Linked DNA regions of Homo sapiens: region 1 is linked to region 2. Evidence: chromatin contacts called from ENCODE Hi-C data. All regions are on one chromosome and are shown on one strand. Each heading gives the region's core, a stretch centred on a gene start or an enhancer-like site at or near the end of the contact. The rest is flanking DNA. Distances are from core to core; before and after follow the strand shown. Region 1 overlaps BTBD9 (BTB domain containing 9). Region 2 overlaps BTBD9 (BTB domain containing 9).

Region 1 (2,700 bases), core at 25-2,524, 120 kb before region 2:
TTGGCCAGGCTGGTCTTGAACTCCTGACCTCAAGTGATCCGTCTGCCTCAGCCTCCCAAAGTGCTGGGATTACAGGCGTGAGCCACCATGCCCAGCCCAGTTGTTGGTTCTTGAATCAGTGATGCCCATGAAGTATCTAATGGGGTATCACTGGATTTTGCTCTTGGCTCTCTCCTGACCAGAAACCTAGAAGAAAATATAATAGGCAAGTGGAAAGAACTAATGCAGTAGATGACAGAGTCAAATGAAAAATCATTCTGGGGCCGGGCGCAGTGGCTCACGCCTGTAATCCCAGCACTTTGGGAAGCCAAGGCAGGCAGATCACGAGTTCAGGAGATCAAGACCATACTGGCTAACACGGTGAAACCCCGTCTCTACTAAACATACAAAAAATTAGCCGGGCGTGGTGGGCGCCTGTAGTCCCAGCTACTCGGGAGGCTGAGGCAGGAGAATGGCGTGAATCCGGGAGGCAGAGTTTGCAGTGAGCCGAGATCGCGCCACTGCACTCCAGCCTGGGCAACAGAGTGAGACTCCATCTCAAAAAAAAAAAAAAAGAAAAAACGAAAAATCATTCCAATGCCTGAATAAGCTGTATTATTTAACAGTTGTTTGGGAACCATTCATTGGTTCATTCATTTACTCATTTTTGAGAGCTTTGTATCAAACACTGTTCTTGGTGTTGGGAATGCATGAGAAAACAAAGAGAAACAAGTCATGGACCCTGTGTCTTCAAGGACCTTATAGAGTGTGCCAAAAAAATGCTTTAATACGGATCACTCGAGCCCAGGAGTTCGAGGCTGCAGTGAGCCGCGATCATGCCACTCACTTCAGCCTGGGCAACAGAGAACGTAGTTTTAGTTGGGAGTGGGTGGGGGTGGGGCATTAATAGAGCAAGTGCTAACATGCTAACATAGAGTTGTGTACAAAGGTTTTTGGGGGCCTAAAGATGGGAGTGGTCAATTCAACCAGGGTGCTATTCTATTGCAATGCTGCTTTTCCTTTCAAGGGCCCAACTCCTGAAGAAGCATGAGTGACCACTTCAAACTTCTCAGTCCCCTTTTAAAAGGTCCTTCATGAAGCACCTTTGATGTTCAAATGTCAGGGATATATCTCGTTAATCTTTGGTGCCTGTTCTGCCCCACTGTTATCCCCCTCACCCAAAAAGCTCCCTTCCTAGAACTTTCAGCCCTCAGAGTAGCTGCTCTTTGTTCCTCATTCCTTTGAAGGGGCCTGCTTACCTCTTTTTATGCAAATATAGAAAAGTACCTTGACTTATGCAAATGTTGAACATTAACACTTCTAGTGCCCAGGAGCAATGTTCCCTCAAACATTACACTGTTCAGGAGTAACTAACTATGAAGGTTAAGCATACAGGAACAGTTTAATCTTGCAATCAAATAAAACTTACTCTAGTTAACACAGTACAGGTAATAACATACCTCATCGTTATTGTGCTGCATTATAATTAGTCAAGTAGAGAATGGTTGACCTAAGAGAATGCAATTCATATTTATTTTATGCAGTGGAAACAGATCTTTGTGGATTTTCTCTTCTTTTTGTTAGTTCTCCATTACCTATAATTATCTTGATTGTTGACAGGGGTGTTTTTTGAGACCACTATAATTTAATCTTTTTGGTTCACTGATAAGCACACACACAAATACTTTGACACACAGGTTAGAAAAACAAAACTCCAGCATTTCTAGCTGCAGGGATTTCCTCTTTTCCTTTCTAGGGAGGCATCTTTTCTGTGCATGGCTAGCCCATGCAGTATATGGTTGCTCCAGCTCCCTGGTGCGTACTTTTCTCAGCTCCAGCTGTGCACTGGAATCATTTGGGGAGCTTTTACAAAAGCCCAGTGCCTAGAGCTCACCTCACAGAGAACCTAATGAAATTGGTCTGGGGTGCATCTGCTATCGGTATTTCTTTTTTCTTTTCCTTTTTCGAAATGGAGGTCTTGCTGTGTTGCCCAGGCTGGTCTCAAACTCCTGGGCTCAAGCAATCCTCCTGCCTGAGCCTCCTGAATAGCTGAGATTATAGGTGGGAGCCACCATACTCAGCATGGCATCAGCTTTTTTTTTTTTTTTAAAGCTCCTCAGATGATTTTAATATTCAGCTATGGCTGAACTGCACTGCCATAAAGGGATAGAGGTACAGTGGTTTCTTGGTTATTTGTCCAGGAGAATGGACATGGGTATCAGGGTGCTGTGGAGGGCAGAGAGGTCCTACAGGCCTAGGATGTAGGATACAGAACGTAGAATCGCTACCTGGGAATCTGGGGAGATGGGGAATTGAAGCTTCACTGAGACATTTCAGGGGACACTGGAGGCTGGATGGTCTCTCTCTTTGTCTAGACATGATACTGTTACCAGGGTTCCTTGCTCACAGAGCTTCCAAGATGGTGGCAAGCTGCTTCCGAGATGGTGGCAAGCCTCGTGTTCTCTGACCTGGGGTTCTTGGCCTCATGGATTCCAAGAAATGGAATCTTGGGCCATGCAGTGAGTGTTATAGCTCTATTAGAAGCTGTGGGTCACGGAAGAGAACCGTGGAACCCAGTGACTAGTGTTCAGCTCAATTAGGACGAACCCAGGCACTTAGCCATGCAGGAACAATGGCAAGCCTTTAGCCCAATCGGGAGTGGCAATAGGCGCCTCGCTGGATCAGGAGCACAGCGGACACCCTGCCGGATCCGGAAGAATG
Region 2 (2,775 bases), core at 117-2,616:
CCCACCACCACGCCCAGCTAATTTTTGTATTTTTAGTAGAGACAGGGTTTCACCATGTTGGCCAGGCTGGTCTCGAACTCCTGACCTCAGGTGATCCACCTGCTTCAGCCTCCCAAAGTGCTGGGATTACAGGCATGAGCCACTGCACCTGGCCTTTTTGTGGGCTTTTTAAACAACCTTTTGCATGTCTTTTGTTCTCTGTTCAATGTGAATGAGAAATATTCCCCAAGCTGTGGTGACATCTCTGACTTGAGTCACAAACCTGTTGTGACCTGACGACCCTTTAAACTCGTAGTGTGGTACAAAAATAACTCTGTTGGCCCAGGCGCAGTGGCTCAGGCCTGTAATCCCAGCACTTTGGGGGGCTGAGGCAAGAGAAATGCTTGAGCTCAGGAGTTTGAGACCAGCCTGGGCAATATAGCAAAATCCCATCTCTACAAAAAATACAAAAAATAAATAAATAAATAAATAAGCCAGGCTTGGTGGCACATACCTGTAGTCCCAGCTACTCCAGAGGCTGAGGTGGGAGGATCACCTCATCCTGTGAGAGGTCGAGGCTGCAGTGAGCCGTGATCATGCCACTGCACTCCCGCCTGGGCAACAGAGTGAGACCCTGCTTCAAAAAAACAGAAACAAAACAAAACTCTGTTGATTTTAAGTAGCAATCCTGCAACAATTTGAACATCTTTTAGGGAAGAAGGAAAAATAAATTCATGTGAAACTTATGATACTACTCACAGAAAAAGATGCCCTTTATATTAAAACTTCTTAATTTTTTGAGAAATCATTTTGAAAACTTGCAAAACCAGTTTAAGTGACTATTTGTATGTTGGTTATTCCTTCTCCTGTGTTTGTATAAATCACGTTATGTTTACAGTGCAGATGTAAAGTCTCTTCCCTGACAAGTTATGTCCGGAGGAAAGAAAAAAATAGAGATATTGCCTGTTAGTTCAAACACAGAATTGGATGGTTGGTTTATCTTTTTTCTTTATACCTGGAAATGCCTCTGTCCTCAATTTCAAGGCCTCACCTTCAGAGTGAATCCCTCTTTGATATACTGCAGTGGTTATTACTGCTAACATCTGATGCTTGATTCTTTAAGGCCTTTGAATTGATTTTCTCAGCTAAAACCTCTAGCATTTAAACTACAGGATTGTCAAACTGCACATAAGAGAGTAAACCATACAGTTATTTTTGGAAAGTGCTTTCATTCAAAGGCCCCAGTGTGAGGAGAGAGAGAAAATTCACTGATCCTGGTGAACTTGTATGTTTGAGATCTACTGTTGCCACATCACCTCACTTCTGTCCCTGGGGATAACCATCTCTGATTTCTTATCTTCTAGAAAGCAGGCCACTTCCTCTGAAGTGTTTAGAGCTATAGCTTCATAAAATTTGCATGTGTTTGAGGGGCAAAAGGTGGAGGGGAACACATCTGAAGTTTAGGGAAGTTTTAACCTCTTCTTATCACTGGCTAAAATGGACTCAGCATGATTTTTGGAGCCCTTATAATCTTAAGATAAGATGTGATTTGGGCAACCTTGCTAATGTAAAAATTGGAGCTAGAACAGGAAAGATCAGAATACTGGATTAATGCTAATTAAACAGACAAAATAGCAAAGAAAGAAGGAAAAATCGATTAGGGGAAAGGGGCTCCAGTTTTCAAAAGGCATAGCCTGTTTTCCACCCATGGGCTTCACCCACAGGTATGGAGAGGTGGTCAGGACTGAATTCTCTGGAAGTGTGTTCAGAAGCAGCCTTCTCACAGAAGCAGGTGGGGGAAACTTTGGGAAAGGAAAAGCTTAAAAATTGTATGCTATATATAACCCATGGTTTTTCTTTGGTGATGTAATATATGATTGAAAAGTGATTTTCTTAACCTGATAGATAAAACTAGGCATTAATATAACTAAGTGCCTGTGTTGTAGAATACATTTTTACAGCTTTTTGATAGTTTCCAAGAAAGATGGGCTTGTTCTCTAATTAGCTATTGTTCTTTTACAGCTGTTAAGACAGAACAGCTGTGGATATTTTTTCCTCTTGAATAATTTGACAGAAGGTTGGATTACAGTTGGGTTAGAAGCTTGCCTGATCAGCAACAAATTCCTGTGTAGGCCTGGGGCTAGGCCACTGGTGTGTTTCCTCCTTTAAAAAAAGAAGTGATAGGTCTGTGGGAAGACCTCTAGGTAGGACCTTAAGCTAATAGTTATCTTCTTAAACAGGAAATCTTTGTATCTCTATGAAAATCTTGGCAATAGAGAATGATCTACTCAGAGATTATTAACCATTTGCTTGCTGCATGAACCACTGTGCTGTTAGAAAACAATTTTGTAATGAAAACAGCCAGGGAAACATTGAATAAAGCCCAGCAGAGCACAGTGTTTGAAGATGACAGTCCTCTGTAACTGCTAAGTGTTATTTCCTTTTACAAAATCTGCTTCAAGTGGGTCTTTTTCCTCCACCTCTCAAAAGTGATCTCTGGAGACAGTTAAATAACATGTCAGTCTTATCTTTAAATATAGCTGGTACAGGTGGCCCTCAGGTCATGTCCTACTGAAGTAATACTGCCTTTTAAAAAATTTATTACTCCTGAATTAAATTTAGAGGCAAGTCGTTGGCCACCCCTGGTGCTTTGTAAGAACAGAGAGCAGTAAAATTGTTTTCAGATCACTTTTTCTGCAGTTCCCTGCAGTCTGAGTCATTCCAATATTCATACACTTTGCAGAATGTATACACTTTGTTAACATGCAACTTTTGCATTCAGAAGCAGCAGATTAA

Evidence for each region. A loop is a pair of places that touch in the nucleus more often than their neighbours do. Pooled maps may share reads with other maps.
Region 1: a loop to region 2 is called in a pooled map, with 3 times the contacts of the local background. The contact joins two enhancer-like sites. A Hi-C loop is called at or near these places in 7 of 37 single-sample maps with no recorded cell type and 5 of 50 pooled maps.

What each region holds. Positions count from the first base shown.
Region 1 is chr6:38,426,570-38,429,269 of GRCh38, reverse strand. The region is part of intron 6 of BTBD9 (BTB domain containing 9); the gene reads left to right. Among named protein-coding and RNA genes, the nearest start is that of BTBD9-AS1, 54 kb to the left of the region's middle. Within about 2 kb of position 1,274, at least 2 of the 41 ENCODE cell types and tissues checked have a DNase peak (open chromatin) inside an H3K27ac peak, as active enhancers do.
Region 2 is chr6:38,306,467-38,309,241 of GRCh38, reverse strand. All of the region lies in intron 7 of BTBD9 (BTB domain containing 9), which reads left to right. Among named protein-coding and RNA genes, the nearest start is that of BTBD9-AS1, 170 kb to the left of the region's middle. Within about 2 kb of position 1,366, at least 2 of the 41 ENCODE cell types and tissues checked have a DNase peak (open chromatin) inside an H3K27ac peak, as active enhancers do.